5 separate regions of the Homo sapiens genome follow, and regions 1, 2, 4 and 5 are each linked to region 3. A link is a contact called in ENCODE Hi-C or POLR2A ChIA-PET data. All regions are on one chromosome and are shown on one strand. Each heading gives the region's core, a stretch centred on a gene start or an enhancer-like site at or near the end of the contact. The rest is flanking DNA. Distances are from core to core; before and after follow the strand shown. Region 1 holds the start of PSMG1 (proteasome assembly chaperone 1). Region 2 overlaps LINC00649 (long intergenic non-protein coding RNA 649). Region 3 holds the start of MORC3 (MORC family CW-type zinc finger 3). Region 4 holds the start of TMEM50B (transmembrane protein 50B). Region 5 holds the start of ITSN1 (intersectin 1).

Evidence for each region. A loop is a pair of places that touch in the nucleus more often than their neighbours do. ChIA-PET counts read pairs that join two places held with the same protein, here RNA polymerase II (POLR2A). Pooled maps may share reads with other maps.
Region 1: a pooled map shows a loop between it and region 3 (21-fold over the local background). The contact joins the promoter of PSMG1 here to the promoter of MORC3 in region 3. A Hi-C loop is called at or near these places in 1 of 37 single-sample maps with no recorded cell type and 7 of 50 pooled maps. POLR2A ChIA-PET finds 5 or more read pairs at or near these places in 1 of 52 experiments (T-cell).
Region 2: a pooled map shows a loop between it and region 3 (10-fold over the local background). The contact joins the enhancer-like site here to the promoter of MORC3 in region 3. A Hi-C loop is called at or near these places in 7 of 50 pooled maps. POLR2A ChIA-PET finds 5 or more read pairs at or near these places in 4 of 52 experiments (CD4-positive, alpha-beta memory T cell, activated B cell, activated CD4-positive, alpha-beta T cell and 1 more).
Region 4: a loop to region 3 is called in a pooled map, with 11 times the contacts of the local background. The contact joins the promoter of TMEM50B here to the promoter of MORC3 in region 3. A Hi-C loop is called at or near these places in 7 of 50 pooled maps. POLR2A ChIA-PET finds 5 or more read pairs at or near these places in 2 of 52 experiments (Caco-2 and activated B cell).
Region 5: a loop to region 3 is called in a map of natural killer cell, with 12 times the contacts of the local background. The contact joins the promoter of ITSN1 here to the promoter of MORC3 in region 3. A Hi-C loop is called at or near these places in 3 of 168 maps with a recorded cell type or tissue (CD8-positive, alpha-beta T cell, naive thymus-derived CD4-positive, alpha-beta T cell and natural killer cell), 1 of 37 single-sample maps with no recorded cell type and 18 of 50 pooled maps. POLR2A ChIA-PET finds 5 or more read pairs at or near these places in 2 of 52 experiments (BJ and T-cell).

Annotation. Positions count from the first base shown.
Region 1 is chr21:39,182,153-39,186,914 of GRCh38, reverse strand. It overlaps PSMG1 (proteasome assembly chaperone 1), which reads left to right and starts at 3,464. Exons shown (of 7, transcript NM_003720.4): 1 at 3,464-3,663. The coding sequence starts at 3,530. BRWD1 (bromodomain and WD repeat domain containing 1) reads left to right here. Exons shown (of 41, transcript NM_033656.4): 41 at 1-1,433. RefSeq lists silencers at 3,289-3,508, 3,709-3,788.
Region 2 is chr21:33,946,140-33,951,110 of GRCh38, reverse strand. All of the region lies in intron 2 of LINC00649 (long intergenic non-protein coding RNA 649), which reads right to left. Among named protein-coding and RNA genes, the nearest start is that of LINC00649, 18 kb to the right of the region's middle. RefSeq lists enhancers at 2,321-2,380, 2,911-3,390, 2,565-3,764 and a silencer at 3,232-3,526. Within about 2 kb of position 3,255, at least 39 of the 41 ENCODE cell types and tissues checked have a DNase peak (open chromatin) inside an H3K27ac peak, as active enhancers do.
Region 3 is chr21:36,318,121-36,323,331 of GRCh38, reverse strand. It overlaps MORC3 (MORC family CW-type zinc finger 3), which reads right to left and starts at 3,135. Exons shown (of 17, transcript NM_015358.3): 1 at 3,029-3,135. The coding sequence starts at 3,067. RefSeq lists a silencer at 2,552-3,011.
Region 4 is chr21:33,478,227-33,483,265 of GRCh38, reverse strand. It overlaps TMEM50B (transmembrane protein 50B), which reads left to right and starts at 3,292. Exons shown (of 7, transcript NM_006134.7): 1 at 3,292-3,428. It also overlaps the pseudogene RPS5P3.
Region 5 is chr21:33,640,378-33,645,908 of GRCh38, reverse strand. It overlaps ITSN1 (intersectin 1), which reads right to left and starts at 3,408. Exons shown (of 40, transcript NM_003024.3): 1 at 3,196-3,408. It overlaps CRYZL1 (crystallin zeta like 1), which reads left to right and starts at 4,168. Exons shown (of 13, transcript NM_145858.3): 1 at 4,168-4,228. RefSeq lists silencers at 2,650-2,779, 3,100-3,199, 3,210-3,549 and an enhancer at 4,020-4,429.

The sequences.
Region 1 (4,762 bases), core at 2,215-4,714, 2.9 Mb before region 3:
AATTTTCTAAAAGCCATAATCCAGTGGGTTCCTCCCAGTCAGCTCTTGTACAGACATGTGCTCTGGGGAATTCTGAGGAGGAAATAAATTGCAGAGTCTGTAGGTGGAGAGGTGGAAAGAAAAGACAAATGGCCTGCTATAAGACTACTATTCCTTTCCAGAATGCAAGGCCTTGAAGACATGATTCCTTAGAGGAAGAATATAATGGGAAGTGTACAGGCTAGGAAGAACTTGAAGTGAACAAATTTCAAAATCTTAACCTGATGCTAATTTTCAGGGTTCTCCATTACAGTGTAAAAATTCAGACCACGACAACTATGGTGTCATGAGGAAAAAAAATCAGGCATTTTTCCAAAGGAAGTGCTAATGGGCCTATTTGACTTCTGAGTGAAGCAAAAACTACCCAGATCCATTCCCTACAATTCACATCCCCAAAGGTCAAAAACAAACTAGGAGGACCTGGGAATTTCAGCTGGAGATACTGATTATTGAGTTCTGAAGTAGAGTGTTGGAAATAGGCAATTAGAGAAAGTCCATTGATGTCATTTTGTTTATAATATTGCAGTTCATACTGAATGACCACTTGATATGACTAATTCAGGGAATATATATTTTTCTATGAAAGCTATGAATGTTACTATCACGGCTTTTCCTTATTTTTACTTGTATGTAGCAGCATTTACAGAAATGCCAAAAATGTGCCTCATTAAGAGGCAGGTCTTAATCAGTTAGATAAAAATAAAATGTATAGCTTAAGATCAAAACAGTCATATTTTTAGATACAGTGAAATCTTTTATGTTTCTCTACAGCACCTTAAAAATTAGAACTTGAATACTTTGAGTAAACTTACTACAATCTCATCCCAACAAACTTTAATGGTAGCATGTTTGGCCTATTTCATTGTGGCCTGTACTAGGATTAGAAAATTTGGTCGTGGTATAACAAAGAAGTGTATTTACAATAGGATTTAATTTGTTGTTAATATGTATTTGTTGAAATTAAAATTGCCAGATTAAATGAATATACTGTCGCATCTTTTTAACATAGTAACGTGTTACTGGAAAAATTAAGTTGTTGAAAGTAAGTTGTTTTCCCATTTAAAAATATCTGAATATATGATTTGCATGTGTAAATCTGAAAAACTAAACTACAGAAACCTAGGGTTTTCTATTTCTTTTTTAAGTCAAATGCATTTTTTTTTTTTTGTTATACAGATGAACCAAGTGTCTAAAATACTTGAGAAATTTGTGGTTGCATGTCTGTTTTAAAAAAAAGGCTTTTTGTTTTTTAGCATAAGCCAGAATATTCTAACCTACTAAGTCTGTGTCCTTTGCTCCTTTTGTAGTATACTTTCATCTAAATTACTGATCCCCAATATGTTGATACACAGGTGAGAAAGGGAAGAATTCCTAATAAACTGCTATTACTTTTAGGTGCATGGGGTTTGATTTTTGAGCTCTAATGAAATGCTTAAACTTCTTTCCAGTTCAAATTTTACACTTAATTTATAATATTTATTGAGTATATTATGTCCTCAACAAGTAACTATAAAATGAAATACTTAACTCGGTGAAGACTATTTTATGCAAAGTTTTTTTTTTTTTTTTTTTTTTTTTTTAGCAATTTCAGTGTAATGAAAGAATTTAAGCTTTGAATTTATAATTTGCTGTGGTGGGGTTAATTTCTGTCAGTATTTGAGATTGTATTATCAGTCTTGCATAATGAAATCCTTTTTTGGCTAAGTATTTAATTCGAACATATTTGCCTTTTTAAAAAGTGCTTGGCCTAAACTTATTGTAACTGCATGAAATAAGCATTTGCTTAAAACTTAACATTGTAAAATTGTTCTCTCTGAAATGTGTGCAGAATTTAAATCATGGCCAAATGTATTACTATTACCCTATTTACAGTAATTTGCTTTGCAGAAAATATTTCTTCATCATGGAACTGTGAAATCAAATTGAAGATCTTACTGGTAAAAATGACAAATTAACAAAAGGACTAAGACAAGTGGTGCCCAAACAACCTTTTTATTCTGCAGTTCCATCATCATAATAGACCAGTTAACCCAGGAGTCCTAATGTTTTAAAACATCATTGTGGTGATCTTGTTTATTCTATCTCACTAAGGATATCCAGTTTCCTAAGCTCTTACTGGCTAGCAATTTCGTCTTAATTTTATTGCTAAATGTTCAAATTTTGCTTCCAAACTCACTTTATTTTTGCAGATGTGTACATCTGCTAAGTACTAATTTTATGTAAATGATTTTGTTGATTATCTTTCCACATCTTAAAATGTTTCTAACAGCTTTGAGATTTTATCTCAACAGGCTCTCTCTGACCCCAAAGTAGTACTTACCTTCGTGACTACTGACAAAGTCACAAAATGCAGGCGATGTCATGTATTTCGGTACAACTAAATCTAGGAAACGGTTTTTTCATTGCATTACTGCATATTTTCATTTTCATTTAAATTATGTCCCCTTTTTCTCTTGCTTGAAACAGTGCTCCTCGAACTTTGTCTTCCAGCACATTTTAAAGAGAACCAATTAAAGAACAATCACACATTCTGCTTATTAAAGGCTATTTAAAAAGAAACATTTTGTATTAGAAAATGGCCAACTTTAAAACACTATTTTTTACACTCATAAAAATGTTTTTTAAATCGCCTTGACAATCATCAGCTTTTGAAATGTGAATTCCTATTGCCAGAGTAAAGGTCTCGTTTTTATACCACCACGAAGCGCTGTATTTCTTGCTGCCCTTGCGTCCGCCCGTGCCCGCTGTCTGAGGGCGCGCCTGGCTACGGGGGCCCTCAGTACCACCGCGCCGCCACCTACCTGGGCAGTCGAAATTTGGAGCGGGTGCTCAGTACACTAATGCTACCCCAGTCTCTCCTAACGCAGAAGGAAAATGGAAACGGACGATGAGGGGACGGCCCCACAGCTCCCGGACGCCACGGCCAGCGGCGCTGGCTCCGCCCCTGCACCCCTGGTTCCGCTACCGCCACGAACGGAGGCCCCGCCCTCCTCTCGCCCCCTGCCCCTCTAGCCCGCAGTCCTCCCACCTCCTGGCGCCCGCAGGGCTCAAGCTGCGAATGAAAGCCTTTGGGGGCCGGACGCGGTGGCTGAGGCCTGTAATCCAAGCACTTTGGGAGGTCTAAGGAGGACGATCGCTAGAGTCCTGGAGTTCGAGACCAGTCTGGGCAACATAGCGAGACCCCCTCCCCCAATCTGTAATTTAAAAACAAAAAAGCTGCGGGGACTGCTGGCCCAGGGCATGACAGCGCGGGCGGGCGGTGTAGAGGGCGTGGCCGCGAGCTCAGGGTGTGCCTGGGAGCGAGCCCTGTGCGGGGCGGGACGTAGCGCCCGCGCGGTGGGGGTGTGGCCGCGAGCTTGGGCTGTGCGCGGAGGGCGTGGCCTGTGCGGGGCGGGACTTATTGCCCGCGCGGTGAGGGAGCGTGGTCTCGCGCAAGCCGGCGTGCGGTCCCGCGGCGCTGCAGTTGTGTCCAGCCGGTCACGGGGCGGCTATGGCGGCCACGTTCTTCGGAGAGGTGGTGAAGGCGCCGTGCCGAGCTGGGACTGAGGACGAAGAGGAGGAGGAGGAGGGGCGGAGGGAGACGCCCGAGGACAGGGAGGTGCGTCTGCAGCTGGCGCGGAAGAGGTGAGGCACCGGGATAAGGGCAGCGCGCTCACCGCAGCTGGAAGGTGCGCGGGCCTGGCAGCCGCGACGGCGCCTAAGGCCGGGGCTCCGCGGTCTTCCGAGTGGCCCCCGCGGTTGCCGCCGCTCCTTGGCTCTGCTTGGGCCCTGGGTCTCCGTGAAGCCGCGGCGTCCAGCGGCGCCAGCCCCAGGTGTGTGTGGTTCTCGCGTGGATCTGCTGGCGTTTCGTGGAGTCCAGGGTGAAGCCGCTGTGGGAGGGCTGGGTTCAAATCCGTTCTTTAAAGGCTTTCTGGAGCGTTTCTGGAGCATTTCTGGAGGCTTGGTGTCTTGCGGACTCGTGATCTTCCCGCTTGTCACACTGTCTTGGGCCGCAGCGCTCCCGCGGGCCCCACCACGTTTGTCGTGGATTGTTCACGGACACACCAATTCCCTCGAAACTTTTTAAACCTGCACCCAACACTTCAATTAGCATGATGTGTCAGTAGCCGATGAACACGCTTTAAAAAAATTGTTTCCAAACACAAAAAAGTGGGAGAAAATAGTCAAGTGAGCCCTGACCCCTACACAACCGGGTAAATTCAACAGGAAGATTTTGCCACGTTTATTTTCTCTCCCGCCACTCCTAAGCGAATTCCAGTCATCATGGCCTTTCACCTCTACATTTTTCAGAATACATCTCAAACGTTTTAGGGATTTTCTTACATATGCTATTATCACCCCTAACAACACTAATACTAATTTTCCAGTATCATTTTGTAGTCCATGCTCACTCACGTTTACCTAGTTTTTTCAAACATGACATTTTACAGTGGTCTGCGTGAATGAGAATCCTAACAGGGTCCACAGGTTACATTTAGACGTGTCACTTCATTTAGAGCAACCTCCTCTTACCCCTCCTAAGAGACAGGACTGATTGTCTTGTCCAGTGCCCCCACACTCTGAATTTGTCTGATAGCTTCGTTGTGGTGTCACTTAACGTTTGTATCACCTGCATGTCCTGTAAAATGAATGTTCATTTGGAGGCTTGGTCAGATTCTCATTCAAAGTTTTGTCGGCAAGAATGCTTCTACTAAGTGGTGCTTTCTGTTTCTTATTGCAGGCT
Region 2 (4,971 bases), core at 2,006-4,505, 2.4 Mb after region 3:
GCTGGTGAACAGGGAGATGCTCAGGTCATAACAACAAAAACAGGTGACAGTGATGAAGTATCCTACATGCCAGGCACGGTACACAGGGCTTTACATGGGTTAGGTCATTTAATTCTCAAAACAACCCGAAAGATAGAGATATAGACATACATACATATGTATATATGCGTATATATACACACATATATTATAAATAAATATATATTATAAATTAATGTATAATTATATATTATATATAATCCCATTTGTGATTATTATAATCATATAATTATATATACACATATTATAAATAAATATATAATTATATTTTTTATATATATATATAAAATTCCCATTTTTCTGATGAGCAACTGAGACTGCCAGAGGTATGTGACTTGCTCCAAGTGACACAGTTAAGTGACAAACCCAGGACTGAGCCCCAGAAAATCTGGCTCACATCCTTGACCACGGTTCTAGGTGTGATCTTTTGTCGCTGATCCCAGATTCTACGTCACCTCTAGCACATGTCAGGCACTGCCCCTGGCGGACCCTTTCCACCCTTCCTGCTTTGCTGTCTCAGTGGACCCTTCAGTAGGTGTGTCAGCGGGAGGGGTTCACAGAACACCTCTTTGGCGGGATCTCCAAAAGCCCCTCCTCATTTCCCTCTTCTTGACCACCAACGTGTCCCTCTCCCTGCCCTTTTAGCTGGGGTCTCCTGCGTGCCTGGGCCTTTCTGTCTCCTTCTTATTTACTTTGCCCAGCAACTACTATAACTTCTCACCTGGCTCTGACCCACACAAACCTAGACCAATCCCCCTGTTTCCCTCTCCACCTCCTAAAGAGTGGGGTGCCCAGCTGGACCATAACGACACAGCTGCCTCGGGCTGGGGTTGAGGGGCATCCACTTGGTTCTTCCTTCACTGGGAACGCCAGACCAGGAACGGCCCCAGCTTTCCTTAAGGAGGAATGGTTTCTCTGAGTGGAAATGGTACGCATTCTGCAGGCACTAACCATCTTCAGTGGTTGTGGTTTAAAACTCAGAATGAGAAAGCCACCTTCAAAGAAGCCATGCCACACATTTCCTGTTTAGGAGCTCAGCCTAGACTAGATGAGTGCTCACGCCTATAGTCCCAACACTGGGAGGCTGAGGCGAGTGGATGGTCTTCAGCCCAGGAGTTTGAGACCAGCCTGGGTAACACAGTGAAACCCCATCTCTACCAAAAAAAAAAAAAAAATTAGCCGGGTGTGGTGGGACTCACCTGACTCACCTGTACTCCCAGCTACTCAGAAGGCTGAGGTGGGAGGATCACTTGAGTCCAGGAGACTGAGGCTGCAGTGAGCCATGATCACACTACTGCACTACAGCCTGGGCAAGAGAGTGAGACAGTGTCTCAAAAAAAAAAAGAGCTCAGCCTTGATTGGGCATCAGATTTAGTTCTTGCTTAATGGCCCAGAGCAGCATAAAGCATGAAGCATGACAGACATGTCAAAAGCAGGCCTGGCAGAGTCATCCTCCTGGGCTCCTATGGCATATCCTTCACGCTGGCCAGGCCTCAAATCCAATTCCAGGTCTTGACCACCACCAAAGCCCTGCGGTCAGCCGAAGGTTCCTGCCAGCCAGCTTTGTTCAGTTATCTACTTATTTTTACCCCTAAACCACCCCAAAAAAATAAGCAGACTGACTGTTCAGTTAAGGAGGGACATCAGTCCACTACAAGGCCCTGAAGCCAAGAGCTAATTTTAAGAAAGGAGGGAAACACATATCACAATGTGCCCCAGACCAAACACCACTGGGACAGGAGTGTGAACAGCGCTTAGAACCCAACCCTGGAGGCTCACCTCTGTGCAGCCTTTGGCCATCCATCCGGAGCCCGCCCTGATTCTCCACAGGGAGAGTGGGGAATTACAGTTCCCATCCCTGTTGGGTGGAACCAGATGACATCCTAAAGGCCCTTCCTACTGGGACTCGCTCCATCCTGGTAATACCTGCCATCGAATAAACACCATGGCCAGCCATAGAGACGCATGATCACACTCGGTCATCCCAACAACCCAGCCAGACTGTTCTTGTGAACACCCTTTCCAGAAATGGGGACAGTCTCGTGCCAAGATGCCAAAATGGGTGGGGGGAAGAGAAAGGGTTTGGGTCCAGGTCTGTCTAATTCGAAGGCTGCTTCTGGCACTTCCCCAGCTCACGAAGCCTGCTGCCTCTTGACAGGAAGTAAAAGGCACAGACAGATGGTGCTCTGGTGGAGCCCTGCCCAGAAAATGGCCACTTCCGGAGCAAAACTGCCACAGCAACAGGCCTTGTCAACAGCAGCCTCCAACCGTTAACCACAGGGCCATCTCACCTCTAGAAATCAGCTCCCTTTTATCCACACATCCCTACACACAAACAATAACTCCATCACCCAGGAGACCACAGAACAAAGGCAACGAGAGAGAGGGACAGAATGGGGCATAAATAAGATGCTGGATGGGCAGACAGGAAAAAAACACTTCAAGGCAGAGCACACCAGGATGTATTAGAAAGGAGTATTTGACACGCAGGCTTTTAGATGAAGCCTACCCTCCTTACGTGGGGAGTATACACAAATGAGTCTGTATTTTCAACTACGTCACATGCACCGCCTTGCAACCCAAAACAATATTTGTGCTTCAGGGGCTGCACTGCGCTGTTTTATACACAGAATCACCTGGCACAGCTCCTGTCCCTGAGATGCAAATTAATGTTCTCATGTAGTGGGGGGAAGGGGTCGAGAGGAGGCGAGGGGGAGGGGAGCAAATGTGCTCTGCAGGCCACACTCAGGCATTGACATCGCTGGGCATGATAGGCGCCGCCAGTGCTGTTGCTTAGCAACTCAATACCCTTCGAGAAAATCCAGCAGCCTCGCTGGCTTGCAGAAGCAGGCAGGGCTGGTTCAGCATGGCATTGGGCATGGAAAGATACTAACAGGTTTTTTTTTTCCAGTTATTAATAATCATTCTTCCTGATTTCCCATACAGATCGACATACCTGAGGGGACCCAGAGTCATCCACTACACTGGGGCTGGAAAAAGCCCAGGGTTTTTAAATTGCCTCCCAATCGGCTTCGGAGAGTAGTGGAATTTTACTGGCTGGTCCCATGACACTCCTTCCAGCCCCGGCCCTCACCACAACACAAAGGCAGAGCTCCACAGTGTGACTCACCAGCATACCTTCAGATCGTTGTTTGTCAGCCCATGTCATGAGTCATGGTTTCTTCAGCTTTCTTTTTTCTCAAAACTGAAACACTTGACATTTTACAATAGGGTTGGGGGGAGGCTTTTCATTTTTTTTTTTTAAGCCACTCTGTGGCTTTGTGTGCAAGTGTGGGGGCACGTGGGCAGAGGTGAGTAATGGATGCAAGAACAGGTAAACATGAGCAAGGTTCTCCACGCCATCAGCCACCTGGCAAGCCATCAGAGCTCAAGGAAGTTGTCATTTGTGTCGTGGAGGAATGGGAATACCCCTGGGCTATGTATCTTGGAAGAGACAAGGTGCTGGACAGCTTTCCACCCTCCATCTGTTGCATCCCAGCAGTGTAATGCTCCCTCTATTCCCACACACAAAGAGGTCGGCTTCATTTTGTGCCACGTGATAACAGCACCATGTAAGGCTTTAAGAAAAATCCTGCAGGAGTTACAAGAGACAAAGTACACTGCGACGTAAGATAAGAAAAAAAGAAGTGGAATTGCCACAGGGAAACTGTGCTGGGCCGAACAGTTGGTTGGTGGGTCCCTGGCTTTGGGTTCTGATTCTGACATAAATCGGGTGGGTGATGAGCTTCTTATTTGCATGGCTCATGCAAATATGCCATGATGTTATAAAGCACAACTTTCCTCCTCTCCATGAAGCCCTCAATCTCCAAATTTATTCACTTAGACAGCACAGTCTTTCCCCCAGAGTGTGAACCCCTCAAAGTCGGCACCATTTTATAAATCTCTTTATGGTATCAACCCAGCACATATCCAATACATACTAGATGCTCACTCATGCTGCCTGTGTGTATGGAGACATGGAGAAACAAAAATTAACTAAATCCAATTCACGTTTTGGAATCCTTATTTATTCCCATGCATTACAGGATAGATTCAATATGCCCTGTCAAGTCCCAGGAAAGTAATGAAGACCTAGGAAAGGATACAACAGAAAACGTTCTGAATGTTACACAATTTGAAATGCCATGATGTCATAAAGCATTCTTAGAAAAGGTAATAGTTGGCCGGAGGTGGTGGCTCACTCCTATAATCCCAGCACTTTGGGAGGCCGAGGCGGGCAAATCACCTGAGGTCAGGAATTCGAGACCAGCCTGACCAACAGGGTGAAACTCCGTCTCTACTACAGATACAAAAATTCGCCAGGCATCACCTGTAATCCCAGCTACTCGGGAGGCTGAGGCAGGAGAATTGTTTGAACCCAGCAGGGGGAGGTTGCAGTGAGCTGAGATGGCGCCACTGCACTCCAGCCTGGGTGACAGAGTGAAACTCTGTCTCAAAAAAGAAGAAAGAAAGAGAGAGAGAGAGAGAGAGAGAGAAAGGAAGGAAGGAAGGAAGGAAGGAAAGAAAGAAAGAAAGAAAGAAAAAGAAAGAAAGAAAGAAAGAAAGGAAAGAAAGAAAGAAAGAAAGAGAAAGAAAGAAAAGGTAATAACTATCAAAAGTCTCCCCACAGTCAGGGATGAGGACCAATTCTATACATAAGTAAATTAGGGAAGGGGAAAGTTAGAACTAATAAAAATATTTGCCCTGTCAGATTGGGGTAATGTCTGAAATTTCCACAATATTTGCTTATTTAGATTAAGATATTGAAGACCTGTGTCAAAATGTAAATGTTCTGTAGCCACAGCAATGTATAAATCCATTATTAACCTCAGGTGCATTTGCTAAATTTATTAAATCCATTCCCAGAGTGTAAGAGACCTAGGGATTGAGACTTGAAGCATGTAATTGTGTTTTTACATTATGGAAATGTCC
Region 3 (5,211 bases), core at 1,886-4,385:
GTTAAATGACTTGGCCAAGGACATACATCTGGTTATGAGTCAGGATTTGAACCCGAGAGAGTAGGCTTCAGAATGGCAGTCACTAAGCTACATATCAGACAGAAGGATATGTGAGATGGAGACACATGAAAAGAGGAAGGAAATTTCCAGACAGATGTTAAAGGGAAGTCCCCAAATTACGACTGAGCCGATGACTCCCAACTGACTTCCAAATGACAAAACACTGGGTGTGTCTGAATCCATCTGGAAAAGAGCTCCCAGTTCTCTGGATGTCTGGATGATCAGTACAGAGAAAAACTAAGAAAACAAAATATAAATCAATTAACTTCAGGGAAAACAAAAGGTTTGTATAGGAAAGAAAATGCAATCATACTACCCTGGCTAGCTCATTTGTAAGAGTAATAACAAACCATATAGTAATTCAACCAAAAAAAGTGAAAAAAGCATTGAAGTATGGGAGGTGGTGAAGAGTGTGCATCAGCTAAATCCACAGCAGCATTTCTGAAAAAAAAAATCAACAACAAAAACCAAAGTATATGCATTTCATTTCACTAGAATTACAGGGGTAAAAAGCAAAAAATTTAAAAACTTTTTGTCACTCTGCATTTCATCCTGGGATCTCCGACCTCCTAAATGACTGTTTAAAATGTGTATACATTGGGCCGGGCACAGTGGCTCAGGCCTGTAATCGCAGTGCTTTAGGAGGCCAAGGCAGGAGGATCACCTGAGGTTGGGAATTTGAGACCAGCCTGGCCAACATGGTGAAACTCTATATATACTAAAAATACCAAAATTAGCCGGGTGTGGTGGCCCACGCGTGTAAACCCAGCTACTCGGGAGGCTGAGGCAGAAGAAGTGCTTGAATCCGGGAGGTGGAGGCTGCAGTGAGCCGAGATCGTGCCACTGCACTCCAGCCTGGAGACTGAGTGAAACTCTACCTCAAAAAAATAAAATAAAATAAAAAAGTGTATACACTAAGGGTTCACCCTTTGTGCCTTAAAATGTAGGACTTTTGACAAATACATAAGCTCATTAATTTTTATCTCTTAACGCATGCATTTGAAAACTATAAGCAAATAATGTTTCTGGCTATATTCCAATAAAATTTTATGGAAACTGAAATTTGTATTTCGCATAATTTTTATGTCACTAAACATTCTTCTTTTTTTCTCAACCATTTACAAATGTATAAATCACTCTTAGCCTTCAGGCCACACAAAAACAGGTGCTGGGCTGGATTTGGCCCATGAGCTGTATGTAGTTTGCCAACTCCTGACCTAAAGCAAAAGCAAAGAGGCTGCAGATGGGAGATTTCTGTCAGTCAGGTTCCCAACAGCCCATATTACCCACAAAACAAAGACCCAGCACATGGACAGCAGCTACACCCAGAGTGCCCGCTAACAATGCTGGTCTCTAAACACTGACCATTATCTCTGCTTCCTTTCTCCCCTCAATCTTGAAGAGCCAGAGTCTACAAGGGCCTGGGGGCGGGAAGGGAGAAGAGAATCAAAGGACAGAAACAGGAAATCAACTCACTCCGTTTCTCCACTACAGGTTTCTGGGCCTGAACAAGACTCAACCTCGAGAGAGGAAGGAGAGAGAAGTGGGGAAAGGAGATAGGGGAAAGAGAGGGGGAAAAGGGAGGGAGAGAGAATAGAGATTTTAAACTAGGTAAGGCCAGACTTTACAATACCTTAAGCTAATGGGAAAGCGTTAGTCAACCCAGATTCACACAAGTGGGGAATAATTAATGTTTACACTCAGTGGTTAAAAAAAAAAAAAAGAAAAAAAGAATAAAATTGTCCTCTATTTTCAAACTACTAAAGCCTAGCTCACTCAATAAGCTAGTTACATAACGAAAGGATGGACCTTTATCCAGAATACGTAAAGAACTCTTACAAATCAATAAAGATCCTCCCAAAAGAAAAACAGAAAATGGTCAAAGGATATGAATAGGCAATTCAAAAAAACAAAACAAAAAACCACAAAGACTAATACATGCGAAGAGCTCAACAACACAAACAGTCAAGGAAACGCAAGTAAAAGCAAATATCATTTCACAAATATCGGACTAGAAAAAATTTAAAGTCCGTCAAAACCAGGTGTTAGAATCTGCCTAAACGAATGAAAGTCCCAGAGCAATGCACCAATTATTCACTACGTGTTTGTACCCCAAGGAGTCACTACCCATTCGAATGTTAAAATTAGTGGCACTAGGGCAGTCATTCTTTGGCAAAAGTCAACAACCTCCAGAAAAGAGGAACATTTCAGCATAACATCAACTGCGCTCACAAGGTAGAAAAGTTTTTTAGGATAATCAGGTGGGGAAGCCACGCCCACATTTCCTGGACGTGAGATTTCAAGTTATCTTGTGTGACCGCTCCCTACGATTTAAGATACAAGAAATGTTCACAGGGTTTCCAAGAACTCGAAACGCCCCAAAACAGACGCAACGCGGGATAAAGAGGAGAGCTCGAGCTCAGCGATCTAGGGTCTGGGCCCCAAGGCTTCCACTGCCAAGGAAGCTGCAGGCACTGACAGGCATCAGGCACACTCATCCTGACTCCACTCGCCCGCAGGCAGGCCCGCAGCCCCGTCCCCCCGCCCCCGGGACGTCGAGGCCGCCGGCGTTTCTGGACGCGGAACCCGCTCCCTCCCACCACGACGCCCAGCGGACAGAAGAGGGTCAGGGGCCCCGCGGCCCCGAGAGCAGACCGATCTCCCGCCGAGGCCTCGCCCGCGGACGACAGCTGCTGGGAGACTAGGAGGGAGCTGGGAGGAGGAGCCGCGACCCTGGCCCGCCCCGAAGCAAAACAGAAACACAATGCAGAGGCGACGGAACGCAGCCCGGCCCGCAGCCGAGCTGTTCCGCCGACGGGAGCGAGATGGCCGCCCCCTCCCCGGGCCCCGCCGCAGCCCCCGCCGCCGCGTCGGCCCCACAAGCCGCCACCGCCCACTGCCGGCCCCCCTTCGCTTGCCCGCCCGCCCTCCTGGGACACGGCCCGCTCCACCCCTCGCGGCTGCTCACCGCGCTGAGGCGTATCCCGCGGGGTGGCTGCGCCGCCATCTTGAGCGAGCTACAAAGCCAGGAACGGCCTCCGCCGCAACCCGACTGGGAGGTGGCGGAACGACTGTGGAGCCCTATGGGTACCGCCCACTTCCGGGGAGGGGCGCACGTCTGGCCCCTCCCACCCACTTCCGCCTCCAGGCAATGCCGAATTGGGAGCTTGGGGAAGATGAATTGCCTGACTGGTTAAAGCAGGGTACAGTGGGAGCTGAGCTTCCAGCGCGGGGCCCTGCGGGCCTAGGGCGCATGCGCGAGGCGCGGCCGGCCCGTACCCGTCTCGACACCCAGCTGGAGCTCGAGACTCGGGGATCTAGAGTTTGAAGCCTGGCGCGAGATGCGGTATACCCGAGACCGGTGAACTCCAGTCACTTGACCTGGTCGGATGTGAATTGCGCAGAAAAAAGCCATTCCATATCCACCAGTGTCCATGTGAAACCTTAACGAAATAAAGACGGAAATTAATGTAGACTGTTTGGATTTGCCCTGAAAACTATCAATCTAACTCATGATTTAAAAAAAAAAAAAAGAGTTCTGGGGCCGGGCGCGGTAGCTCACGCTTGTAATCCCAGCACTTTGGGAGGCCGAGGTGGGCGGGCGGATCACCTGACTTCGGGAGTTCGAGACCAGCCTGACCAACATGGAGAAATCCCATCTCTACTAAAAATACAAAATTAGCCGGGCGTGGTGGTACATGCCTGTAATCCCAGCTACTCGGAAGGCTGAAGCAGGAGAATGCTTGAACCCAGGAGGCGGAGGTTGCAATGAGCCGAGATTGCGCCATTGCACTCCACCCTGGGCAACAAGAGTGAAACTCCGTCTCAAAATAAATAAATAAGAGTCCTAAAGGCATAAGGCCGGTGCAGTGGCTCATGCCTATAATCCCAACACATTGGGAGGTCGAGGTTGGGGGTTCACTTGATAGGGGTTCAAGACCAGCCTGGCCAACATGGTGAAACCCCATCTCTACTAAAAATACAAAAATTAGCTGGGCATATTAGTGGGCGCCTGTAATCCCAGCTACTCGGGGGGCTGAGGCAGGAGAAGTGGGTGAACCCAGGACAAGGAGGTTGCAGTGAGCCCAGATCGCGCCACTGTACTCCAGCCTGGGCGACAGAGTGAGACTGTCTCAAAAAAATTAATTATTTTTAGAAAGAGAAATTGGCTGGGTGCAGTGGCTCATGTCTGTAATCTCAGCACTTTGAGAGGCTACATTGCGAGGGTCTCTTGAACCCAGGAGTTCGAGACGAGCCTGGGCAACACGAGGAGACCTCATCTTTACAAAAAAAAAATTGAATTAGCTGGCAGGGCGTGGTGGCTCACACCTGTAATCCCAGCACCTTGGGAGGCTAAGGCGGGCAGATCACTTGAGGTCGGGTGTTTGAGACCAGCCTGACCAACATGGCGAAACCCCATCTCTACTAAAAATACAAAATTAGCCGGGTGTGGTGGCACATGCCCGTAATCCCAGCTACTGGAGAGGCTGAGGCAGGAGAATCACTTGAACCCAGGAGGTGGAGGTTGCGGTGAGCCAAGATCACACCACTGCACTCCAGCCGGGACAACAAGAGCGAAACTCCATCTCAAAAAAAAAAAAAAATTAATTGTGCTTGGGGGCGCACGCCTGTGGTTCCAGCTACTTGGGAGGCTGAGGTGGGGAGGACTACTTGACCCTGGGAGACTGAGGCTGTAATGAGCCATGTTCTCACCACTGCACTCAGTCTGGGCAACAGAGCGAGACTCTCGTCTCAAAAAGGAAAAAGAAACAAAAGAGAATGGATTTTTTTTTCTTTTTTTTTTTTTGGAGACCGAGTCTCGCTCTGTCGCCCAGGCTGGAGTGCAGTGGAATGATCTCGGCTCACTGCAAGCTCCGCCTTCCGGGTTCACGCCATTCTCCTGCCTCAGCCTCCCGAGTAGCTGGGACTACAGGCGCCCGCCACTGCGCCCAGCTAATTTTTTGTATTTTTAGTAGAGACGGGGTTTCACCGTGGTCTCGATCTCCTGACCTCGTGATCCGCCCGCCTCTGCCTCCCAAAGTGCTGGGATTACAGGCGTGAGCCACCGCGCCTGGCCTGGATTTTTTTCTTTTTCTAGAGACTCTGTTGCCCAGGCTGGAGTACAGTGGCACAATCATAGCTCACTGCAAC
Region 4 (5,039 bases), core at 2,043-4,542, 2.8 Mb after region 3:
ATCCCCGTATCTTTCAAATGCCTTTTTTTTTTTTTTTTTTGAGACGGAGTCTTGTTCTGTCGCCCAGGCTGGAGTGCAGTGGCGTGATCTTGGCTCACTGCAACCTCTGCCTCTCGGATTCAAGTGATTCTCCTGCCTCAGCCTCCTGAGTAGTTGGGATTACAGGCATGTATCACCATGCCCAGCTAATTGTTTTTTCTTTTTAGTTGAGACGGAATTTTACCATGTTGACCAGGCTGATCTGGAACTCCTGACCTCAGGTGATCCAACCGCCTCTGGTTCCCAAAGTGCTGGGATTACAGGTGTGAGGCACTGTGCTCGGCCAAATGCCCATATTTTTGAAAGCATAACTAAATACATGTTTGACTCTTTGTGGAATAGAGGTTTATAGACTGAGAGAAGCAAATTGTGCTATGGTTTGAATGTGTCCCCAAAAAGTTCATGTGTTTGAAACTTAATTACTATTGTAATCGTGTTGAGAGGTAGAACCTTGAAGATGTGATTGGGTCATGAGGGCTCCACCCTCACGAATGGATTAATGCTGTTATTGTGGGAGTGGGTTAGTTATCTTGGGATTGGGCTCTTGGTAAAAGGATAGCGTCAGCCTGATTTTCTCCTTCTGTCTTGTATGCTCGTTGGCCCCTGTCTGTCTTGTTTTCTACCATGGGATGACACAGCATGAAAATCCTTACAAGATGCCAGCACCATGCTCTTGGAGTTCCCGGCTTCCAGAACTGTGGACCAAATAAAACACTATTGTTTATAAATTGCCTGTTCTGTGTTATTCTGTTATAGCAGTAGAAAAGGACTTCAGACAAGCTGCATTAACATAAGTCTCCACTACTAAAAAAGCAACTTAAAGCATGTGCATCCCAACGGTAGGTGAACAGTAATGTCTTCCTTCATATATGGAGGTAATCATTTTTCTACAGATATTATTCTGTAACAAAGCTTAAAAAAATCCTGGGAAACCTTAAAATATTAGTACTTTAAAAAGCAATGGCCTGTCTGTGCCAGGGCAGCATGTGGTCCATGCTGATCGACAGAGACACTCAGGCTGTGCCCTCAGGATGACCGAGTGGGAGACAGCAGCACCAGCAGTGGCAGAGACCCCTTGACATCAAGCTCTCTGGGAAGTGGAGCACTGATGATATGCAGATCAATGGCATTTCCCTGCAGGATTACACTGCAGTGAAGGAGAAGTATGCCAAGTACCTGCCTCACAGTGCTGGGTGGTATGCAGCCAAATGCTTCCGCAAAGCTCAGTGCCCCATTGTGGAGCCCCTCACTAACTCCATGATGATGCACGGCTGCAACAACAGCAACAAGCTCATGATCATGTGCATCATCAAGCATGCCTTCGATTTCATCCACCTGCTCACAGGCGAGAACCCTCTCCAGGTCCTGGTGAACGCCATCATCAACAGTGGTCCCTGGGAGGACTCCACATGCATTGGGCGAGCAGGGACTGTGAGACAACAGGCTGTGGACATGTCCCCACTGCACTGTGTGAATCAGGTCGTCTGGCTGCTGTGCACAGGCACTCGTGAGGCTGCCTTCTGGAACATCAAGACCATTGCTGAGTGCCTGGCGGATGAGCTCATCAATGCCACCAAGGCCTCCTCCAGCTCCTATGCCATCAACAAGAAGGATGAGCTGGAGTGTGGGGACAAGTCCAACCGCTGATTTTCCTGGCTGCTGCCTAATAAACCAGTCTGCCCTTTGGGATGCCTCCCCCACCCCCCCAAAAAAAGTGATGAGATTTGGAAACTTCTAATTGTCCCCTAATATCTAGTTTTCCTTCCTTAGTACTGAAACCCCATTTTCCAGCCTTCTTTGCAATTTGGTGTAGTCAAGTGACTATTTTACTAGCAGAATGAAAACAAAAATGGTACATGCAACCCCCGCCCCTTTCAAAAGGTTCTTAAAGAGAGGAGAGTGTTCCCTTCTGTATCCTCTCTTCTGGTGGAATGCCAGCATTGTGACATATTTCAAAAGTAAATTATTCAGCACATATTTATTGAACACCTAGATCCTAGCCCATGTATAAGAGCTATAGGAGAACATTATCCAGGATGGCATTTTTGGTGATAATTCCATGATACAAAACCTTTTACTTCATTATGCCTCAAGTAAAATGCTTTTTAGATTTCCACTGATAATAACTCTACTTGGCTGGGCACAGTGGCCCACGCTTGTAATCCCAGCATTTTGGGAGGCAGAGGCGGGTGGATCACCTGAGGTCAGGAGTTCAGGATCAGCCAGGTGAAATCCCGTCTCTACTAAAAATACACAAATTAGCCAAGCATGGTGGTGCGCACCTGTAATCCCAGCTACTCGGAAGGCTGAGGTGGGAGGATTGATTGAGCGTGGGAGGTAAGAGGCTGCAGTGAGCCAAGATCACACCACTGCACTCCACCCTGGACAACAGAGCAAGACCCTGTCTCAAAACAAACAAACAAACCACCCAAAAAACAAAGCTCGACTTTCCCCCAAACAACTAAATGGTTATAGGCATTTCTGTAGGAAATTTAGACGGGGCTTCCAAACGCTGTTAAAGTTATGTTGAAAATCCAAGAGGCTGAAAGATATCTGACTATAAGAAAGACGAAAAAAAAAAAAAAAGACAAAAATCTACGTGAATAGACGGGAGAGCGCCGAGCGAAATCAGAAGACTAGTTGTATTGTGAGGATCACCTCGGGTAACCAGCACTCGCTGGGTAGCCCTGGTTTACTAACTTCAACTTTCTGGGGCTCCATTTCTGAATTGAGGGGATTAGAAAAAGGCATCTCTAAAGACCCTCCGTTCCCGAGAACCCTCCCGGAGCACCTTCCCTACTCTGGGCAGCTCGCAGACAGACAAGACTGATCGGCCATAGGCGAAGGGAAACCCTGGTCCCCCGGGTCTCGAGCTCCGTCCGCACGTAATCTCACGGTACTGCACTTCAAGTCAGCGTGCAGAAACGCAGCAGTGGGAGCCCGGCGGCGGCCGCCCACCGGCAGGGGACAGGAGAGGCCCGTCCCGCTCTGCCCGGAACCGTAGATAGCTGGGTCTGAACTCCGGCTCCGGGAGGCCTGCAGAGCAGCCCACCCCGTCCCTCGGAGCTCGCCCTGCCCCCGGCCGGCCACTTGCTGCACGCCGATTGGTCGCGAGGAGCGCCCGGCGTCCCGCTGCGCCCAGCCAACGCCCTCTCCCCGCCCCCTCGCGTCCCGCCCCGCCCCCGGCCGGCCACTTGCTGCGCTCCGATTGGTCGCTGCGGTGCACACGGCGCCTCGCCCCGCCTCACCGGCGCTCTATCCTCGCGTCTGCTCCCAGCTCCGGGCTCCCGGGGCTGAGGTGGAGCCGCGGGACGCCGGCAGGGTTGTGGCGCAGCAGTCTCCTTCCTGCGCGCGCGCCTGAAGTCGGCGTGGGCGTTTGAGGAAGCTGGGTGAGTCCTGTCTGTGGGTCTCCGGCGCCAGGCAACCGTAGAGGGCTCGCGCCCGCCGCCCGCGCGTAAGGAGGCTCCCTCGTCGGGCCCTGTCCGGCCCGGCCTTCTGGGGGCTGTGGGGCCGTCCAGCCGGGTTTTCCCTGCGTTCGGCGCCGGCCTGCAGACTCGGGCCCGCGGAGCCCCCGCCGCCCCTTCTTGCCCCTGCCCGCGTCCCTTCGGGCCGACCGTGACCGTGGCGCCGCCGCGACCCGCAAGCAGCCCGGGGAGGCTGCCCTGCCGCGCTGTCACGCCGTCAGGTTGCGTTCCTGGGGAGGGCTGGAGAGGCTCCATCTCGTGCCTTTCACCTTCTCGCGCGGCGGGCACGGAGGCGACGGTTTTCGGGACGCCCTGCTGCGGCCGCGACGCCCTCCCGAGGCCGGAGCGAGGGCCCCGGGGCGGCTCCAGCCCTTCTTCGCCCCTCCCGTTTGCCCCGAACCATTGCTAGGAGCCTGTGTTTTCTGCACTTTTCTGATTTCATTCTTACGAGAGTCAAGTACAGAGGCGGGAGGGGAAAGGGAAGGGGAACAACATTCTTTCGAGAATTATAAACCTTGAGCTCCGTTAAATAAGTAGCAGCAGAGCATTGTCACTGGAGCAGTGGTAGTCGCGGGTAGGACCGTTTCGGTTTTTAGCCAATAGGCTGGTTAAAGGTACTTAAAACAGTAAGTTGGAAGGTGCTGAAATTCTAAGGTAAATACGTGACCTTTCAAAACCAAAGCAGTGAGACGGGCTAGGCTGGGCTGCTCCCCGCTGCGCGTGCCTGGGTCGGGGGGTGCGGAGGGGCAGGGGGCGGAGGCCTCGGACGGGACGGGGTGGGAGGGAAGTGGCATCCGCATCGTCTTACATCGCGCTGTAAGACCCGATTTTCTCTTTTCGGAGGATCCCATCTCCCTTCTCAGACTCTTCATCCTACCTGCACTGTGGATCCCTTGACACTTCAGAGGCTCTGAACTCTCAGGCCGGTCACACTTTTTCATCATTTTGTTTCTTGTCTTTTAAACCTGCATGCATTTCAAACGTAGAGCAAACATTAAACTTTTTTTTTAAACTGAAGATAGTGGTGCAAGACTTTGTTATTGAAATGCAAACCAAAAGTTATCTTGAATATTTATCGCGCTGGAAAAGCAGGTTTAATTAGAGTGAGGTGGGGACGTATATTTCTTCTTCCGGAGACACAGCCTTCCCACTCACCACCCCAATCCCTCCTCTCTGTCAACTAGGGTTACAGCAGCCTTACACTGGCTAGTCTTTTCTGAATTCTGAATTCACTTCTGGGGGCCAAGGTAAAGAATTTATCGTATTTTATCCTCATTTTCCTTTTCTGTTTTTTTTGAGACAGAGTCTCCCTCGTTGACCAGGCTACAAGTACAGTGGCCCGATCTCTGCTCACTGCAGCCTGCACCTCTAGGGTTAAAGGGATTTTACAGCCTCAGCCTCCCGAGTAGCTGGGATCACAGGCGCCTGCCACCATGCCTGGCTAATTTTTATATTCTTAGTAGAGAGAGAGTTTCACCATGTTGGCCAGGCTGGTCTTGAACTCCTGACCTCAAGTGATCCGCTTGCCTCGGTCTC
Region 5 (5,531 bases), core at 2,159-4,658, 2.7 Mb after region 3:
TGTTTTTTATTAGCAGCCTAAGGGATAAAACTTAATCTGCTACTTGAAAAACTTTCTATCCACTTCAGGAGCTAGTCTCAGGAGATGCTCAGAGAGAAGGAAGCCAGTGGTTTCCAACTTCCCTATGCAGGAGAAATTCCTGGAGAATGCATTAACAACACCAATTCCAGGGCCCCACCTCTAGCTGTCTGATTCTGAAGCGAGGTGACAGAAACCCGTATTTATTTTTATGTATTTATTTACTTACTTACTTTTTGGACACAGGCTCGCTCTCTCTGTCGCCCAGGCTAGAATGCAGTAGGGCAATCATGGCTCACTGCAGCCTCCATCTCCTGGGCTCAAGCGAACCAGATCCTCCCACCTCAGCCTCTAGAAAAGCTGGGAATATAGGCACGAGTCACTAAGCCCAGAATATTAAAAAAAATTTTTTTTTAGAGACCAGGTTTCCCTGTGTTGCCCAAGCTGGTCTCAAATTCCTGGGCCCAAGCTATTCCTACTTCAGCCTCCCAAAGTGTTGGGATTACAAGTTTGATCCACCATGCCCAAAACCTATATTTTTAACAAGTGCCTCCATTAATGCTGATGTAAGTGATCTGAGGCCCACACTTTAAGAAACCCAACCAGTTAAGTGGAGCCATTCAGGAGGAAGTGATCATTCAGAAGGGAACAGCTCTATGGCAGAAGAATTTGAGGTGCATAATATAATCCCAACTCTCGTGTCATCAATTCTCTACAACTCACAAATGTTAGCAAATTAAAAAGATAATTTAGAGTAGAGGAATTTGGACGAAGCATGGTGGCTCATTCCTCTAATCCTAGCTCTTTGGGAGGCTGCCTAGGTGGGAGAATCGTTTAAGGTAGGCGTTTTAGACCAGCCTGAGCAACACAGAGAGACCCTGTCTCTAGAAAAAATTTTAAAATTAGCTGGGCATGGTGGCGTGCATCTGTGATCCCAGATACTCTGGAAGCTGGGGTGGGAAGATCACTGGAGCCCAGGAGGTCGAGGCTGCAGTATGCCAAGATTGCGCCACTGCACTCCAGCCTGTGACATAGCCAGACCCTGCCTCAAGAAAAAAAAAAAGGAAAGGAATTTACCAGCAGCTCCTCCTTAATCTCTTACAGGAGGCTTGATAGTTTGTCCCAGTCTAGGCACTTGGGGAAAAGATAAACTTGAGCAGAGGTTCTACTACCAATATTGAAGATAAGCTTTAGGGAAAAGAAAATTGCTAGTCGACTGCCAAAAAAAAAAAAAAATGCTAACAGCGACAAACATTTCACAGAACTAACTTGCTACCACTCATTTTATGCCCTATTTCACAATGCTTAGTATCTGTGCAATCCGCAGGGTTCCAAAGTACATTAAAAATTTGTTCATTTCCTCTCTTACTCAGGCAGAATAATAAAAGAGTTTTGTGACGGTACCATGCGCCGTAGCAATTTCAACAGAAGCATTCCTAGATAAAGAAATACCATTTTTTTAAAAAAAGATCATACTATCAGAAATGATCTCCACTGGACTACTTAAAGGTGTCTGAAATAATTTTAACACCATCATCAAATTAGTGTCCCTCACTTCTTAATTTATATGACTTAAAAGTCCCTGGATTCTTTACAAACCCATCTGCACTAAGGATTTTTCTTTCATATGTATGTATTTTTCAATGTTTTTACTTACAAGGAAACTCCCATCAAAATAACGTTTCAAGCACACCAGTAAAAGAAATTTTAAACAGAAACATATTTTGTTCTCAGAGATAAACTAAGAAATAATAACTATGAAGGATGTTTAAGCTTCTGCACTCTCAACCTTAAAGTCATCTAAAAATAAAGGTATCCCAACAAATACATTCCTCCTATTCATATTTTGGGGGTTTAGAGTGGCACCATGCAAACCAGCTGGCCTGCTGGGTCCTGGCCCCAGTTCCTGCCCTCACATCCTGTCCACTACATAATCCATGAGATCTCTGTGCCTTTCTTTTCATCCGTTCCACGGGATTAGCAAAACTGCCTCCCCGCTGACAGAACTGAGAATTTCTAGAGGCATTTGTTTGTATGGGATTTGCTGTTATTATCTACCCTCTTCATTGGCCTTGCCTTTATTATCTGTACGTTTTGATCAAGAGGAGCAGCAAGAGAAGAATGCCAACAGACAAGCACAAAGAAACGCATCTGGCCGGAGCCTGCATGTATCTAAATTTCCAGGTTGCTGCTGCCCTCAGAATAGCACTGATGATGGCAAAGTTCTAGAGGAAACTTTCATATTGAAGAGGCTATAAAAATCTCTATAGCCTCCAACTCCACAGAGAAGCCGCTAATCTATTTCTTCCAAAGCAAAGCCTTCTTGAGTCTGAATCACAACAAAAGATTGCCCATAGGAAATGTAATCTCCGAAGTTGTTTTCTAATCCCAAGGCAAGCAGAAGCGCAGGAAGGTGCGGCCGATTCCTCGCCGGTTTCCTTTTTTTGGGAATTCGGATTGCATTCGTGCAAGCAAGGGACTGCAATTGTGTCTTGGGTCCACACCACAAAACCGTGTCGGTGCGTAAGAAGGGAAGGGACGCGGCGGACCCGGGGACGCGCTCACAGGGCGCGGAAGACGCTCCCCTTTAAATGCCTTCAGGGGCGGCCCCGCGGCGCGCCCTGGGGCCGAACGGCATTGCCTGCCCTTCACTGACCCAGGATTCTGCAGGCTTGCGAGCGAGGGGCCGAGGAAGGAGCCGGGGCTCCAGGCAGAGGCGGCGCCGCTCCCGCCAACGCGGGTCCCCGGGAGGCCGGCGGGAGGCGAGGCCGGGCCGCCCCTCGCCGGCGGCCGAGGGCAGCGAGGTCAGCCCGGGAAGGAGCGGCCGCCCGGGGTCCCCGCGAGAGGAGGGAGCCCGCTCGGCGGCGGGGCCGCGGCGCCCATTCATCCCCACGCCCGTCCCGCGGCCGCCACCCCACGGCCCACCGCGGCCCCCGGCCTCCCAGTGCGGGTCCGCCCGCCACTCCGCCGCCACCCCCGAGGACGGGAAGGACAAGGCAGAGGGGCAGCCGCTGCCGTCTCTCGGGCGCGCGGCGAGGGGCTAAGGGCGGCCGGGGAGACAAGCGCCGGGCGCGGGACGGATGCCCCGGGCAGCCATCGCGCAGACCCCCGCGCCGACCCCCGCCCCCGCTGCAGCCGCCCGTGGTCCAGGCCGCCGCCTTGCAGCCCTCTCCTCACCTCATCTCCGGGCGGGTCCGCGCTGCCGCCCCAGGGACAAATCAGTGCCGCTCACGCGCCGCTGGGAGGGACGCAGGAGCCGCAGCCCCGCACACCATCCCCGCCCGCCTCTCTGTCCGTCCCGGAGCCCGCTCGGGATTCTTCCTCGCGAGCCGCCGTACTACGGAGCAACCAAGCTACGCTCCCTCCCCTGGCGCCTCCACTCTTCTCTACCTCCTTCGCTCCCTCCCTCGCTCCCTCGCTCCCGCCTATCTCCTCATCTCCCTCCGCTGCCTCCCCCGCCCCCCATCCACCATCCATCTCCGCCCATAAGTGGGTGGGGAAACCGCCAGCCAATTGGAAGAAGGGGCCCGCACCTTCTCACCACCCCCTACCACTGGCCCCGCCCACCGTGCGAACCCAAAGAGGGTGAGCCAAAGAAATGTAAGACAACAGAGTGACAAGCCGAATGAGCCAATCAGCAGGGGCTGTGTGGGGGCAGGATTAGCACTCTCCCCCTCCTCCCCATGTAGGCGTAACAGGAGATTTATGGTCTGAGGTTGCCTATCGTGGTTTATGGAGATTTTGTTGCACGATTTCGGTGCATCTGCTCGTTGCCGTGAGAGACACTAGATAGGATGCACTTAATTGACTTAATTATTGGAGGTTTTCAAGGAGAGAATAATGTGGAAAGGAAAAAGGCGAAGCACAACCCAAAGGGGTTGGCCGGGCCTATGGTTGGAATGAGGAAGGGTGTGGTCTTCGGCTAAAATTTGCATAAAACGGAACCCATCCGGGCGATTCCAACTTCGCCCATTTATTGGTAGTCCTTGGGGCGGGGCCTCGCCTCTTTCTCCGCCCCCGAGCGGAACATGACGGGAGATGTAGTTCCGAGACCGGTTGCCATGGCGTTCTGGACAGCCTCGCGAGTCCGACCCCGCCCTTCAGGAGTGACGAGCGGCCTGACCAATGGGAGCAGGGGGCGGGCTCTCTGACGAAGGACTGGAAGGTGGCGGTGGTGAAGGTGCAGGCCGTTGGGGCGGCTCAGAGGCAGGTGAGCCCCGGGAAACGCGTCCTGTGTCTTGGGAAACGGGCCTTTAAGCGAAAGGTGGAGAGATGCCCCACAGAACCGTGCAGCCCTGGGGAGGATGGTGGTTCGCGTCGAACCCTAACCTGGGACTTGTTCGGGCCCAGGCCTAGCTTAGCTGAGGCCGCTGAGGGGTGGGTAAGACTAGATTTGAGGGACAGTTTCCTGGACCTTGACGGGTTTTGATTGTAGGTCTTATCTCAGTTTGCATCTCCCTCTACTTTTATGGAGGCAGAGGTCTGGGAGTGCCCTTCCACTTAATCTCCCAGGTTGGGTTTTTCTCCTCTGCTTCTTGTTCCTAGAATTTGAGTGTCTTTTTCTTTCTCTGTTACTTCTTCTCAGCCACTTCTTTCTTCCTCATCACTTTGCTGTTTTCGGAAAGCAGTTAGTAGTTATTCGCTGTATGTGGCTTTTGAGCCAGATCGGCCCTCTTCATTATGCTAAACGGCGGAATCATCTGGAGCGAGATGTAAGCATCGCCTTGGGATAGGTCTGGGTCGGGGCCGAACATCTGCGTTTCTAAGAAGCTCCCAGGTGCTGCTGTCCACGTTATGAGTAGAAAGGTTTTACCTGAACTCTGTCCAGTACAAATATAATGCGAGTCCCTTATGTCATTTTAATTTTGGGGTAGCTACATTTAAAAAGTGAAAAGAAACACGTGAAATTAATTTTAATTATATGTTTCATTTAGCCTAGTATATCTGAGACATTATCATTTCAACGCTTAAACAAATATTTAAAAATTGAGATTTTACGTTCTTTTCTTCGTATTAAATCTTCAAAATTAAATTAAAAAATTAATTCTTCAAAATTAAATCTTCAAAATCTGATGTGTATTTTCCACTTAACAGCGCATCTCAATTCCGACTAGACACAGTTGGAGTGCTCAATAGCCACCTGTGCTAGTGGCTGCTACAGTAGCCTACTGCAGAAATTAAAAGGTGGGAAAAATAAGGTTGCATTGACCAAACCCTTTGCAACTCTATGAGATGGGATTCAGAACTACTTTAGAGATTCTCTGTAATTGAGATGTGCCCAATTTACAGAAATAATAGTCAAAATAGCCAACATTTCTGAAAGTATGATGTTGCGCTGAGTGCTTTGCAGGTATTATTTAATCCTTATGGCAACCCTCTGAGATAACTGCTATTATTATCTAAGATATGGGATCTCAGGCCCAGAAAGGTTAAAATTAAGTAGCCCAAAGTCATACCGCTAATAAGTAGGAAAGCCCCGATTCAAACTCGGGTCAGTTATGACTTCTAAATCA